2 separate regions of the Homo sapiens genome follow, and region 2 is linked to region 1. A link is an interaction called in ENCODE POLR2A ChIA-PET data of the cell type or tissue named here. Cell type or tissue: HepG2. All regions are shown on one strand.

Region 1 (8,000 bases):
ATCGCTTGAACCCGGGAGGTGGAGGGTAGAGGTTGCAGTGAGCCGAGATCGTCCCACTGTACTCCAGCCTGGGAGACAGAGCAAGACTCCATCTCAAAAACCAAAAACCAAAACCAAAACAAAAAAACACTGTATGGGCCCAATGCAGTGGCTCACACCTGTAATCCCAGTACTCTGGAGGCTGAGGTGGGAGGACTGCTTGAGCCCAAGAGTTCAAGACCAGCCTAGGCAACACAGGGAGACTCTGTCTCTATAAAAAATTAAAAAATAAAAATAAGCCAGGTGTTGCAGTATATGCCTGTAGTCCCAACTACTCCAGAGGCTGAGGCAGGAGGATTGCTTGAGCCCGGGAGGTCAAGGCTGCAGTGAGCCATGATCTCACCACTGTACTCCGGTCTAGGTGACAGAGCGAGACCCTGTCTCTAAAGAAAAAAAAAAAATTAGCTGGGCGCAGTGGCTCACGCCTCTAATCCCAGCACTTTGGGAAGCCGAGGTGGGTAGATCACCTGAGGTCAGGAGTTCAAGACCAGTCTGACCAACATGGTGAAACCCCATTGCTACTAAAAACACAAAAAAATAAAAAAAAAATAGCCAGGTGTGGTGGCAGGCGCCTGTAATCCCAGCTATTTGGGAGGCTGAGGCAGGAGAATTGCTTGAACCCAGGAGGTGGAGGTTGCGGTAAGCCAAGATCATGCCACTGCACTCCAGCCTGGGCAACAGAATAAGACTCCACCTCAAAAAAAAAAAAAAAAGAAAGAAAGAAAGAAAGAAAATTATAAAACATAATTCCCTGAATTTCAATTCCAATTTGCTTTGCACAGCTGAAGTACTTGTACTATTTTAAATACCTTTAGAGTTAGGCTGGACGTGGTGGCTCACGCCTATAATCCCAGCACTTTGGGAGGCCAAGGTGGGTGGATCGCTTTGAGCTCAGGAGTTGGAGACCAGCCTGGGCAACATGGTGAAACCCCATCTCTACAAAAAGTACAAAAGTTAGCCAGGCAGGCCATGCGTGGTGGCTCACACCTGTAATCCCAACACTTTGGGAGGCCAATCACTTGAGGCCAGGAGTTCAAAACCAGCCTGGACAACATGTTGAAACTCCATCTCTACCAAAAGTACAAAAATTTAGCTGGGCATGGTGGCACACGCCTGTTATCCCAGCTACTCAGGAGGCTGAGGCAGGAGAATCCCTTGAACCCAGGAGGTGGAGGTTGCAGTGAGCCAAGATCGCGCCACTGCACTCCAGCCTGAGTGACAAAATGAGACCCTGTCTCAATAAATAAATAAATAAATAGAGTTAATCTTTTTATTTGAAACACTGGCAGTTAAGAGTGAATGTGGTTACTTCTGAAAGAATTTCACTCTGTGTCAAAACCTGTCACATCTCAGGTCTATTGAAGAAGCTGGATTTGAAGACTACGTTTCTGTTTGGGTTCGCTGCCTCTTTTCCAGCAAGCATGGGAGGACCAAGTAGGTGTCACCACCATTCTGTGCTCTGGGGTTACAGTCACAAACATGACAAAATGCTCTCATGAAGCTTATATTCTGGAGATAATGGATGAGGTTGGGGCTGGAGGTATAAATTTGAAGACCAGCATGTGTAGATGGCATTTAAAACCACAGAACTGGGGCGAGGCCTGGTGGCTCATGCCTGTAATCCTAGCACTTTGGGAGGCCAAGGTGGGAGGATCACTTGAGCCCAGGAGTTTGAGACCAGCATGGCCAACATAGTGAGGCCTCAGCCTCAACAAAAGATTTTAAAAATTAGCTGAACATGGTGGTGCACCCCTGTGGTCCCAGCTACTGGGGAGGCTGAGGTGGGAGGGTTGCTTGAGCCTGGGAGGTAAAGGCTGCAGTGAGCTATGATCACACCACTACACTCGAGCCTGGGCGACAGAGCAAGACCCTGTCAGAGAGAAAGGGGAGGGGAGGGGAGGAAGGAAGGAAGGAGAGAGAGAGAAAGAAAGAAAAAAGAAAAAACCACATAACTGAGTATAAAGAAAAAAGTGGGAACTTTGGAGCACACCCACATTTATAGGTTGGGAAGAGGAAAAGGGTCTAGCAAAAGGGACTGAGAAGGAGTCTGCCATGAAGTGAGGGGGGACTCAGAAGAGTCTGGGTTTCTGGTGGACACTGAAGAAAGTTTTCAGCCTTCTGCCGTCAGCCTCTCTTGGAACTGCTCTGAGCCTAGGGAGCTACCTCACTTGAAGGCTCTCCTAGAAGCCGCCAGCCAATGACGAGTTGCTATGAGGTGTAAAGACCCCACCCCCTTGCCTTACTTTGGAACACCTCTGCAGGGCCATCTCAGTTCCAGAGCTTCCATTAGGTCAGGCTGAGGCCTCTGTTGAGACTACATCAGCAGTTCAGCTTCTTCTTCCGCCCAACCCGTCATTCCCCTACTGGTGATATTCGCAAGAGCACTCCGATAAACCTACACTCAAATCTTGCTATCGGAGTCTGTTTCGGGGGACCCGACCTAAAACAACCATTGTAGCCCCAGCCCAGAGCCGTGCACATAGCAGATGCTCAATAAATATCTGTTGGCTGAATGTGTCCATGGGTATTTTCTCTTGATGTCTGACAAGGTTTTCTCAATCCCTTGCCTTCCAAGGCCTTGTATACAAAAACGACCAATAAATGTCCTTACTATAGGTGTTGGGTGGGGAGTAGAGCCCTCGACAGCTACCCAGAAAACAACACACAGCAAGGCTGAGCGCTACAAACTTGGGGCCTCGGCCCCGCCCCTCGCCGCAGCTGCTTCCCGGACTCGGGAGGGGACGGAAGCGGCCCTGAGCGCAGGGTTCCAGGATCGGGACCCGCCACCAGCCTCCCGGGACTGGTATAGGCAAAGGCGGGCGGGGCGGTCACTGATCCGACAGTTCCGCAGAACGGTTACTTTTTAAAACGCTAAAATGGCGGAATTCTTTTTATTCTTTCTCTTTATGGCCAAAAAAAAAAAAAGAGAGAGAAACAAAAAAAATTCCATATTCCATTATAAAAATCCAAAATTAATGGTAGGAAAGTTTGCCAAATGACTCATTCATTTCCCAAGAAAACCAAAACCCCGCCCTCCACACCTTTCCATTAATAAAAAAACTCTTAATTGATTGCGTATCTCCAAACACGCAGCCTCCACCCTCCTCGCCCCTCCTGATCGCAGCCCGAAGCCACGCCGCAGGGTCGGCTGGGCCTGGAGTCCCGCACCCGCCTGGCCCCCTGCGCGCTCCGCCCAGACCGCTTTCCCCGGCGTTTTCCCGAACCTCCTCCCCAGCCCGCGCCCCCCGCCGGAGGCGCTCGGAAGGAGCGAGACGCCGGGGCCGCAGACCTGAGCCCTCGCCGCCCTGGACGGAGCGGGGTGGCGCGGCGCCCAGGGGACGCAAGGTCTGAGCCCACGCACCGCTGGTTGCTTACCTGCCTGGCCAGCCGGTGGCCGCCCAGCGCCTAGCTACGGTCCGAGCCGGGCGCCGCGCGCCTGCGCGTTCGGGGGGCGGGTCCGCCTCCCTGCAGGACGCAGAGCGCGGGGCCCGAGCGCCGGGCACATCTGCCCGGCCCAGGCGCAGGCCCAGGCTTCTGTGGCGCCCGCGCCCTCTTGCCTGCCTTCGAGGCCCTGGTTGTGCGCGCCTCATGCCCCCTCAACCTAGGACAGGTTTGCCGCACGGGCGTGGCGGGTCGAGATTTTTCCTGCCCCCGAACCCCTGCATCACAGCTAGCAGAGCGCAGCGGGGGCGCAGGGACCGCGGAGCTCGAAGAGAGAGCCTGGAGGGCTACCGAGCTGAGTGGTTAGTGACAAAAGACGAGGCTGCACCCAGGCATGCACCCCAGCCGAGTGTCTGCTCTGTCCAACGCCTTCCCACCGCGCCTGCCCTCACCCTGGAGGGGAGCTCAGGAGCGTCAGAAAACGGCCTCAGGAAGGGTGAAGGGCACGTGCGACCGGAGAGAGGAACCCTCGTGCGGGGACTCTGGTCCTGGCCCTGCCGGGCATAAAGAGCGGCATTAGCCGCGTCTACTTTTGGGTGACCCCACTGCGAAGGGCTGGGTAACATCAGTATCCCCCAGGTCCTCCATTTCGACATTGGTAAAGACTATCACCCACTTCATGGCGTATGGTCGTTTTCAGTTTGGGTTCCTGTGGTGGTGTAGCAATCACTGCCCCTCTCTGCTTCACTTTGACTGATCTCTTCGCCTCCACCTGATCTCTCTAATTAATCAAATCTCCTTGTTATTGGTTCTGGTAACACAAGATACCTGTCTCGCTTACACATACCACAGCTGGCACTTCACATAGATTTGAGTAATTCCAGAGGCTAAGAGGTTTCAAGCTCCAAGAGGGTAGGAAATATTAGTTTTTGTATTCCTAGTACCTAGCCCAGAGCGGGGCACAGAGTGGGTGCTTAATAAATATCTGTTGAGTGACTAAATGATGTAGGGTATGCAGATGAAAACAGGGTAACTTTTGGTACAGTCCACCATCCAGCCCCTCTCCCACACCAATGATTTAATTTAATCCCTTGATTTTACTTGGCCTTAAGTCATGGCCACATGTCAGACCACCAGGCTCCTGATTCCCTCCCAGGCCAGATGAGAAAAGGGTTCCTAATGAAATGTAGGCAAATTCTCCAAATTGCTGTGATCGACAGGTTTAAATTTATGCAGAATTTAACTATTCCGGTTGCCACGCCAACGCATTGCATGTGTTCTTCCTTGCTGCAATGTCAATTTTTAATCACATCTCATATTATTGGGAACAGGATTGCATCAGTTAAGGATGCTGGTTGCCATAACGATGGATGCCTTTTTCTACACATTGATACATACACAACCATCCGCTCAGTATTCTCTCATCTCAACCTAGACTGTGCGTGATCTAGATTTCAAAGGTTTATTTTAGGTATTCAGAAGATTAAAAGAAAGTGGTGAACCTACACAAACACATGGATTCTCAAAAACAAAGGCATCTTTTAGATGGTGATTAAGACGGATAAGTGGAATTTGAGCTAGCAAGACCTAGAAACAAACAACTAACATGGATGTGAGTTGCTAAGACATTATTTTTCTGGCTATCGACAGTATTTTTGTGCCTCACGCCTGTAATCCCGGCACTTTGGGAGGCTGAGGTGGGAGGATTGCTTGAGCCCAGGAGTTTGAGACCAGCCTGGGCAACATGGCAAAATCCTGTCTCTACAAAAAAAAAAAAAAAAAAATTAGCTGGGTGTGGTGGCGCATAACTGTAGTCCTCCCTAGCTACTAGGGAGGCTGAGGTGAGAGGGTCGCTTGAGTCCAGGAGCTCAAGGCTGAAGTGGGCCATGAGTGAGCCACTGCACTCCAGCCTGGGCAACAGAGAGAAATCCTGTCTAAACAAACAAAAAATCTCTCTCCTCACCCAAGAAAAAAACTGTATTTTTGTGGTCTTGATACCTGGCTTGTTGGCTTGAACAGGGGTCAAACAAACAAACCAGGTATCAAGATCACCAAATCCTGGGGTGAAGAGCTGCTACCACGTTAATATGATTTGGAGAAGTTTCTGCCTCATGAAGCCAGAGTTTCCCCTTCCAGTACCAGTCTGCCTTCAGGAGCAAGTAAGCAAGTCCAGTCCTCCCCTCAAGTGATAGCCCCCTCTTCACAAGTTCACAGCCCCCATTGTCTTCTCCATGTTAACCCCCTGCTCAAGCATGGACCCAAAATATTTTGAAATATTGATGAGTCAAAGCACTGAGAAGACTGTTGTTTACGCCAGGCATAGTGGCTCACACCTGTAATCCCAGCACTTATGCCAACGTGGGAGGATTGCTTGACGCCAGGAGTTCAAGACCAGCCTGGTCAACATAGTAATGAAACAAGAAAAGTTCCCTTATCCCCCTAGCAGGGTGTGTGACAGCGGGGGAGTGGCTTGCTTCCTCAGTGCCCTGCAACTCAAACCCTAGGGGGAGCATACAGACGGGCAGGTAGTGGGGAGCGTGGGCTCCAACCCCACAGCAGCATCTAGGGTTGAGTATTTACAGCTCCCGAAGCCTCAGTAGACGTGTGTTACTGTGTGCTCTTCAGTTTAGCCGTCCGTAGACAGCTCGTTTTAATCAGCTCAATTAGACCCTCTGCCTTATTGAAAGGACAGAGAGTTTTCTGTATCCTGGGTTCTTGCCCTAGTGTACTGGAAAAATCAGATTACACATGGGCTTGGAGAATGAGTGCAAGGTTTTATTGAATGGTGGAGGTTGCTCTCAGCAGATGTATGGGGAAACAGAAGGGGAATGGAGTGGGAAGGTGGTCTTCCCCTGGAGTTGCCTGGCTCTCCTTCAACCACCCTCAGCTGAATTTCCCTAGGCATCCGCATCCTTCTGCAGTTGATGGCCTGTCAGCGTCCGTGTGTTCTTCTGATGTGTTCCTCTCCATATCCAGCCATTTGTATGTGTGCCCACTAGGGTATTGGGGTTTATATAGGCACAAGATGGGGGGTGTGCGGGCCAGAGTGGTCTTGGAAAATGCAACATTTGGGCACAAAAACAGGAGTGCCTGTCTTCACCTGGGTCCATGGGTGGGGCCCTCACCAGGGACCCTGCCTTTCTCTACCCAGCACTTCCCTGCCCCACTCCTGTATCAATGACAGACCCCCTCCAGTCTCTACAAAAAAATTAAAAATTAGTTGGGTGTGATGGCACATGCCTATAGTCCTGGCTACTTGGGAGGCTGAGATGGGAGGATTGCTTGAGCCCAGGAAGTCAAGGCTGCAGTGAGCTGTGATCATACCACTGCACTCCAACCTGGGCAATAGAACAAGACCCTGTATGTAAAACAAACAAACAAAAGAAAACTGTTGTTTCTAAGCAGCCCACACCATTCTGTTCCTACAATAGAGTTTCATTCACCATTGAGACTGTCTGCAGATTTTTAGGGAAATCATCAGGATGTGCCCTTTATGTATAAAAACACTTCTGGTTCCAACGTCAGACTGAGCTAGTATGGAACGTTTTAAAAACTTTTTTTATTTTTATCTTTTAAATGTAGTTACATAAAATAGAGACAGGGTCTCCCTGTGTTGTCCAGGCTGGTCTCAAACTCCTAAGCTCAAGGGATCCTCCTGCGTTGGCGTCCCAAAGTGCTAGGATTACAGGCATGAGCCACCGCGCCTGGCTGGGAACCTTTTCTAACACAAACACCAGAAAACCCTGCCTATTATATTACAAGAAAGGAAGCAAGCAAGCACACAGGGAAAGAAAGTAAATTCATTGCTGGCCGGGCGCGGTGGTTCATGCCTGTAATCCCAGCATTTTGGGAGGCCGAGGCGGGTGGATCACGAGGTCAAGAGCTTGAGACTATTCTGGCTAACACGGTGAAACCCTGTCTCTACTATAATTATAAAAATATTAGCCGGGCGTGGTGGCGGGCGCCTGTAGTCCCAGCTACTCAGGAGGCTGAGACAGGAGAATGGCATGAACCCGGGAGGCAGAGCTTGCAGTGAGCTGAGATTCTGCCACTGCGCTCCAGCCTGGGTGACAGAGCAAGACTCCGTTTCAAAAAAAAAAAAGTAAATTCATTGCTGAACGTGTAAGAGGAAATCCTCAGGAGTCAAAAACAAAAAGGGAACCAGAGCAATAAGATGTGGCCTGATGTCTCTCTTGTCCTGGAGGTGGTTGTTGGATACAGACAGGACCCAGCTGCTAGAGACTTGGGTTTTACTACACATGTAATGATGGGAGATGGAACCTTGGGTCCATGTGGCCCTGAGAGTTGGAACTGAAGCCCATGTATAAAGACTGGGGGGCCGGGTGTGGTGGCTCACACCTGTAATCCCAGCACTTTGAGATGCTGAGGTGGGAAGATAGCTTGAGCCCAGGAATTCGAGACCAGCCTGGGCAACAAAGTGAGACCATGTCTCTACAAAACATAAAAAGATCAGCCGGGTGTGGTGACATTCCTATGGTCCCAGCTACTTGGAAGGCTGAGGCAGGAGGATCACTTAAGCTTGTAATGAGCCATGTTCGCCCCACTGCACTCCAGCCTGG
Region 2 (8,000 bases), 140 kb before region 1:
TTTTTTTTTTTTTTTCTTTTCTTTGAGACGAGTCTCACTCTGTCGCCCAGGCTGGAGTGCAGTGGCCCGATCTCCGCTCACTGCAAGCTCCGCCTCCTGGGTTCACGCCATTCTCCTGCCTCAGCCTCCCAAGTAGCTGGGACTACAGGCGCCTGCCACCATGCCCGGCTAATTTTTTTGTATTTTTTAGTAGAGATGGGGTTTCACCGTGTTAGCCAGGATGGTCTCGATTTCCTGACCTCGTGATCTGCCCCCCTCAGCCTCCCACAGTGCTGGGATTACGGGCATGAGCCACTGCGCCCAGCCACTCAATGTATTTTAAAATACATTTTTTAAAATTAGCTGGGTATGGTAGCATACACCTGTAGTCCCAGTTACTCGGAAAGCTGAAGCAGGAGGATTGCTTGAGCCCAGGAGGTTGAGGTTACAGTGAGCTATGATCACACCAGTGCACTTCAGCCTGGGCAACAGAGCAAGACCCTGTCTCAAAAAAATCAAAAACAAGGCTGGGCGCAGTGGCTCACGCCTGTAATCACAGCGCTTTGGGAGGCCGAGGCGGGTGGATCACTTGAGGTCAGGAGTTTGAGACCAGCCTGGTCAACATGGTGAAACCTTGTCTCTACTAAAAATACAAAAAATTAGCCAGGCGTGTTGGCACGTGCCTGTAATCCCAGCTATTGGGGAGGCTGAGGCAGGAGAATCACTTGAACCTGGGAGGCAGAGGGTGCAGTGAGCTGAGATTGTGTCACTGCACTCCAGCCTGGGAGACAGAATGAGACCCTGTCTCAAAAAACAAAACAAAACAAAAAAACAAAAATAAAAATAAAAACAAATATAACAAAATGGCAGTGAGGGCACACCTTCCTTCCCATTTTATTATATTCATGGATTCTGGGAGTCAGGAATTCACAAAGAACACAGCAGGGATGGCTTGTCTCTGCTCTATGACATCTGGGACCTCAATTGGGATGACAAAAGGCTGAGGTGCTTGATGGTTGGGGCCAGGAGTCATTTGGAGGTATCATCATTCATGTTTGGCAAGCGATTTATACCAAGATGCTGGTATAGACTGAGATCTCTGGCTGTTGGCCAGAACACCTATACATGGCCTATCCACGTGGCCTTGGACTTCTTACATGGAGGCTTGTGTTCTAAAGGTGAATGTCCCAAGATAACCAGGCAGAAGCTGTATAGCCTTTTATGAACTAGCCTCAGAGGTCACCAGCATCACTTCTGCCACGGTGCCAGATTCAAAGATTCAGAGGAGGGAACAGAGACCCCACCTCTCAATGGGAGGAGCATCAAGCCCACAGGATAAGAGAAGAGCATTTGGGTTGGGAGACAATCATTGAACACATTTTGGGTATGTATTTGGAACACACTGCCACAGCACTCCCCAGGCCTGTCCTCTAGCTGCTTATCTCCCAGCTTTGAGCTAGAGCCCCCAAATTCTTCTGCCCCTGGAGTGGCTTCCCCGTTCCCCAGTGCCCTGCCCTGGCTGGCAACTCTGAATAAGCCGTGTACTAGGGCTTGAGTATGGGAGAGAATGGAAGCCTATGAACAGAGCTTTACCATGAAGAAATCATTTGAAACTCAGGATTTGACTTGAGCTGTTCTTCCCAAGCTTTTAAATTTCTAACACTACTCTTTGACAAATGATTCTCATGACTTTAATTAACCACTCCATATGAACAACTCCACTCTTGAGACTGGACATCTTTTCTAAGCCTAAATTAGGGATTTCCAGCCATTTACTAGTTATTTCCACCTGTATTAATTGCCATAGTCTCAACTGGACTCTTATGCTCCAAAACCACTCATCCTTCAGACTCCCCATCTTTTTTTTTTTAATAGAGTTTCCCTCGTTACCCAGGCTGGAGTGCAATGGCATGATCTCGACTCACTGCTACCTCCACTTCCCGGGTTCAAGCAATTTTCCCACCTCAGTCTCCTGAGTAGCTGGGATTACAGGCGCCCGCCACGCCAGGCTAATTTTTGTATTTTTAGTAGAGACGGGGTTTCACCATGTTGGCCAGGCTGGTCTAGAACTCTTGATCTCAGGTGATCTGCCCGTCTCGGCCTCCCAAATTGCTGGGATTACAGGCATGAGCCACCGTGCCTGGCCTAGACTCCCCATCTTTTAATAGCTGCCCCCACTGTCCCAGGAAATCAAGCCCCAAATCTTGCCAATCTAACTTTCAACACCCAGACCAAAGTGTTTCAAAATGCCACCTTTCCTATAATACCACCTTAGTCCACATCCTTATTATTTGCTCTTGGGGTTGTATCAAACTCTTCTGTAAATGACCATCCTTCTACCATTCCCATCTTTATAGAACCCACCAGCTAAACTATTCCCATTGTGCAGCAATGGGAATTGCTCCTCCCCTCCCCCCTCCCCCCTTTCCTCCCACCTCCCCTCCCCTCCCCTCCTCTCCTCTCCTCTCCCTTCTCTCCTCTCCTATCCTCAGTGGCTCTGCAACCTTCCATCTGGCTTTCAGAGTTCCCCAAAGCTGGTTATCTGTGTATGTCAGTACACTGCTGTGCATTTCTATACACCAACTGCACCATTCTGACAGGTGCAGTCTCTCCCATTGTCCCATGACAATACCCTCTAGCCTCCTTGGAACAGATGATTAAATTTGGCCCTACATTATAACCCAAGATGATGATAGAACTGAGTGCTTCAGGAAGCCAGAGGACAGGGAAGAAGCATGGGTGGCCCATTCTGGAGTGCAGTGGTATGATCATAGCTAGTGCAGCTTTGAACTCCTGGGCTCAAGCAATCCTGCCACCTCAGTCTCCCAAATACCTGGGACTACAGGTGTGTGCCACTATACCTGGCTAATTTTCATTTTTGTAGAGATGGACTTTCACTTTTGTTCCCCAGGCTCAGCTTCTAAATCAGGAGTATCTAATCTTTTGGCTTCCCTGGGCAACATTGGAAGAATTGTCTTGGGTCACACAAAATACACTAACAATGGCTGATGAGCTAAAAAAATAATAATAATGGCCGGGTGCAGTGGCTCACACCTGTAATCCCAGCACTTTGGGAGGCCGAGGCTGGTGGATCATGAGGTCAGGAGATCGAGACCATCCTGCCTAACACAGTGAAACCTCGTCTCTATTAAAAATACAAAAAATTAGCCAGGCATGGTGGTGGGTGCCTGTAGTCCCAGCTACTTGGGAGGCTGAGGCAGGAGAATGGCATGAACCTGGGAGGTGGAGTTTGCAGTGAGCCAAGATAGCGCCACTGCACTCCAGCCTGGGCAAAAGGGCGAGACTCCTTCTTAAAAAAAATAAAAAAAATAAAAATAAAAATAATAATAAACACATCTATCTCTTAATTTTTTTTTTTTTTTTTGACAGTCTTGCTCTGTCACCCAGGCTGGAGTGCAGTTATGTGATCTTGGCTCACTGCAACTTCTGCCTCCCAGGTTCAATGATTTTCCCCACCTCAGCCTCCCAAGTAGCTGGGACTACAGCTATGAGCCACTATGCCTGACCATGTCTGGCTAATTTTTTTTTTTTTTTTGAGACAGTCTTGCTCTGTTGCCCAGGCTGGAGTGCAGTGGTACAACCTCAGCTCACCACAACCTCTGCCTCTGGGGTTCAAGCGACTGTCCTGCCCCAGCCTCCTGAGAAGCTGGGATTATAGGCCTGCACCACCACACCCGGGTAATTTTTGTATTTTTAGGAGAGACAGGTTTTCGCCATGTTGGCCAGGCTTGTCTTGAACTCCTGACTTCAAGTGATCCATCCACCTCGGCCTCCCAAAGAACTGGGATTACAGGCATGAGCCACCGTACCAGGCCTCTACACCTGGCTAATTTTTGTATTTTTTGTAGGGACAGGGTTTCATCCTGTTGGCCAGGTTGGTCTCTATCTCCTGGCCTCAGGTGATCCACCCACCTTGGCCTCCCAAAGTGTTGGGATTACAAGCATGAGCCACTGCACCTGGCCTCATAATGTTTTAAGAGTTTACAAATTTGTAGGCCGGGCGCGGTGGCTCACGCTTGTAATCCCAGCACTTTGGGAGGCTGAGGCGGGCGGATCATGAGGTCAGGAGATCGAGACCACGGTGAAACCCCATCTCTACTAAAAATACTAAAAATTAGCCGGGCGTGGTGGCGGGCGCCTGTAGTCCCAGCTACTCGGAGAGGCTGAGGCAGGAGAATGGTGTGAACCCAGGAGGCAGAGCTTGCAGTGAGCCGAGATCGCGCCACTGCACTCCAGCGTGGGTGACAGAGCGAGACTCCGTCTCCAAAAAAAAAAAAAAAGTTTACAAATTTGTTTTAGGCCACATTCAAAGCCGTCCTAAGCCACATGCAGCCCATGGGCTGCGGGTTGGACAAGCTTGCTCTACATGGTTGTGTCCTATGGGCAACTGGGAGATGAAGGGATGAGATCTATATAAGGAAGGTATCTGTCTACTCTTTTATCTTCTTCTTTAGGTACAGTGGGGTAAACAGACTATGGGTTAAGTTCTGTATCCTTTTTTTTTTTTTTTTTTGAGACAAGAGTCTTGCTCTGACACCCAGACTGGTATGTGGTGGTGTGATCTCAGTTTACTGCAACCTCCGCCTCCCGGGTTCAAGTGATTCTCCTGCCTCACCCTCCCGAGTAGCTGGAACTACAGGTGTGTGCCACCATGCCCGGCTAATTTTTTGTACTTTTAGTAGAGATGGGGTTTCACCATGTTAGCCAGGATGGTCTCGATCTCCTGCCCTCGTGATCCACCCAACTCGGTCTCCCAAAGTGCTGGGATTACAGGCATGAGCCACTGCACCTAGCCTCCCATCCCCCCCTTTTTTTTTTGAGACAGAGTCTCACTGTCACCCAGGCGGGAGTGTAGTGGCGTGATCTCGGCTCACTGCAACCTCTGCCTCCCAGATTCAAGTGATTCTCCTGTCTCAGCCTCCCAAGTAGCTGGGATTACAGGCACATGCCACCACACCTGGCTAACTTTTGTATTTTTAGTAGAGACAGGTTTCACCATGTTGGCCAGGCTGGTCTTGAACTCCTGACCTCAAATGATCCGCCCGCCTCGGCCTCCCAAAGTGCTGGGATTACATGAGTGAGCCACCGTGTCCAGCCACTGTTGTATCCTTTCAACCGGTCCAGAAAGCTGTACAGTATTTACAACAAGCTTGAGAGTTAATTATGTCTTTGATAAAAGACTCAAATCCAGAACTGGGGTTGAGAAAAAAAAATCAAGACTGTTTCATAGGGTATAAAAAGACAGATGCAACCATACATTTAATTTTTAAAAATGGAATGTATCTTACATAAGGATTTTGTGAAAAATCTTATACCTATCTGAGTATTACAGAAGATGCATATACCTTCCAGAGCTCATGGAGGAAAGAGTGTATAAACAATTTTGATAAGGAGTTGAAAAACAATTTGAAAATAGTTTACAAAGAGAGAATCAGGAGGCAGAAAAAGCTTCAAGAGGCATGGTCTTCAGAAATTGTTCTGGAATGCTGTTTCACTTGTATCGATGTCATGTTCCTGGATGAGAGAATAAGACACAGAATTTTAGTATTTCAGTATAAAGCCTGAAATGTAAACTCTTCAGTGCTTTGGACTTTAGAGATTCTGAATCTTTATTAATTAGGACATATACATAATATCTGGCTTTAGGGCTGAATCCAACCCAAGGATCAAATTTTGATCCTTTTGCCCTACCATGGCAGGGCTTGTGACCACTGCCCACCACCCACCATGATGAGTAACAAACAGAGTTGAAAGCACTGGTGCAAAGACCACACCAGACTTCTTATATTGGCCTCGGGTGTCTGTCCTAGCATGCCACCAGAGTGAGTACTGCTGGGAACCTACCTGACCTCCCATCCCATCATTCACTGCTGAGCAGCCACATCAAAACCCTCATCTCTGGGTTCCCTTCATGGATGGCACTTAGACCACGGTAACTGCCAATACACTTCTGTCTCCCACTACACAGAGCTCTGAGAGGCACAGCAAGAACCGCAATCATCTTGTTCACTGCTATGGCCCCAGCCTCCAGCACCATGCTAGACGTGGAGAGTAAAACACTGCCAAATGAGCATCCGGCACAGCCAGCTTCCTTCCAGGAGAGGCTCAGAACCTAATTGGTCTTTCCACTCAGCATCTGAAATCCTAAGCTTGAATTTTGCCTGCTTACATTAAACAACAAAACACTCTTTTTTTGCTGCAAAAGTGACACAGTCACTATAGAATTTTTTTTTTTTTTTTGAGACGAGTCTCGCTCTGTCACCCAGGCTGGAGTGCAGTGGCGTGATCTCGGCTCACTGCAAGCTCTGCCTCCCAGGTTCATGCCATTCTCCTGCCCCAGCCTCCCGAGTAGCTGGGACTACAGGTGCCCGCCACCACGCGCGGCTAATTTTTTTTTGTATTTGTAGTGGAGACGGGGTTTCACATGTTAGCCAGGATGGTCTCGATCTCCTGACCTCATGATCCTCCTGCCTCGGCCTCCCAAAGTGCTGGGATTACAGGCGTGAGCCACCGCGCCCGGCCCACTATAGAAATTTTAATAAAGAAGGAAAATAAAAATTAAACACTATCTTTTTTTTTTTTTTTTAAACAGGGTCTCACTCTATCACCCTGGATGGAGTGCAGTGGCATGATCACTGCTCACTGCAACCTCAACCTCCCCAGGCTCAGATGATCCTCCCACCTCAGCCTCCCAAGTAGCTGGGACTACAGGTGCACACCACCACACCTGGCTAATTTTTGTATTTTTTTATGGATGTGGAGTTTCTGTTGCCCAGGCTGGACTAGAACTCCTGGGCTTAAATGATTCACCTACCTTGGCCCCCCAAAGTGCTGGGATTGCAAGCGTGAGCCACTGTGCCCAGCCCAAGGATAAATATCTTCTTTTTTTGGGGGGGACAGAGTCTTACTCTGTCACCCAGGCTGGAGTGCAGTGGCATGATCTCAGCTCACTGCAAGCTCTGCCTCCCGGGTTCACACCATTCTCCTGCCTCAGCCTCCTGAGTAGCTGGGACTATGGGCACCCGCCAACACGGCCGGCTAATTTTTTGTATTTTTAGTAGAGACGGGGTTTCACTGTGTTAGCCAGTATGGTCTCGATCTCCTGACCTCGTGATCCACCTGCCTTGGCCTCCCAAAGTGCTGGGATTAATTACAGGCGTGAGCCACCGCACTGGGCCCCAAGGATAAATATCTTTATGTTATTTTTTTATTATGCAAAATAATTCTATGTGTGTATTGTATTCTGTAAAGAAAGTAGAATCTCTCTATATACTGTTCTTTAGTCTCTCCCCACCACATATTTACTGTATCACGAATGTATTCCCAAGTCCTTAAACTTTTTTTTTTTTGAGTCTTACTCTGTTGCCCAGGTTGGAGTACAGTGGTGCAATCTTGGCTCACTGCAACCTCCGCCTCCCAGGTTCAAGCGAATCTCTTGCCTCAGCCTCCTGAGTAACTGGGACTACAGGCACGGGCCACCACACCCAGCTGATTTTTTTATTTTTAGTAGAGATGGGGTTTCACCATGTTGGCCAGGCTGGTCTCGAATTCCTGACCTCAAGTGATCCGCCCACCTCAGCCTCCCAAAGTGTTGGGATTACAGATGTGAGCCACAGCGCCTGGCCCAAGTCCTTAAACATTTTTATTTTTATTTTTTATTTATTTTTTTGAGATAGAGTCTCACTCTGTCTCCCAGGCTGGAGTGCAATGGCACGTTCTTGGCTCACTGCCAACCTCTGTCTCCCGGGTTCAAGCAATTCTCCTGCCTCAGCCTCCTGAGTAGCAGGGACTACAGGTGCACGCCACCACACCTGGCTAATTTTTGTATTTTTAGTAGAGAGGAGGGTTCACCATGTTGGTCAGGCTAGTCTTGAACTCCTGACCTCGTGATCCACCCGCCTCAGCCTCCCAAAGTGCTGGGATTACAGGCGTGAGCCACCATTCCTGGCCAAACATTTTTAAAAACATTTTTTATCTTATGGATGTACCCTAGGATACTT

What was found. ChIA-PET counts read pairs that join two places held together with the same protein. Peaks named below come from ENCODE experiments on the same cell type or tissue, not always from the same donor. Only the 100,000 strongest peaks of a DNase experiment are listed, where the experiment ranks them.
Region 2: POLR2A ChIA-PET joins it to region 1 with 7 read pairs; 6 of 35 experiments call an interaction of 5 or more read pairs at or near these places.

What each region holds. Positions count from the first base shown.
Region 1 is chr20:43,503,159-43,511,158 of GRCh38, reverse strand. It overlaps L3MBTL1 (L3MBTL histone methyl-lysine binding protein 1), which reads right to left and starts at 3,462. Exons shown (of 22, transcript NM_001377303.1): 1 at 3,415-3,462. RefSeq lists a silencer at 3,252-3,581. In HepG2, a CTCF peak has its summit at 3,314 (motif pointing left); a DNase peak (open chromatin) is centred at 3,448; H3K4me3 peaks cover 1,103 bases; H3K27me3 peaks cover 1,863 bases.
Region 2 is chr20:43,644,450-43,652,449 of GRCh38, reverse strand. IFT52 (intraflagellar transport 52) reads right to left here. Exons shown (of 14, transcript NM_016004.5): 14 at 5,151-5,514. The coding sequence ends at 5,467. Among named protein-coding and RNA genes, the nearest start is that of MYBL2, 19 kb to the left of the region's middle. In HepG2, no CTCF peak of the experiment used is centred here; no DNase peak of the experiment used is centred here.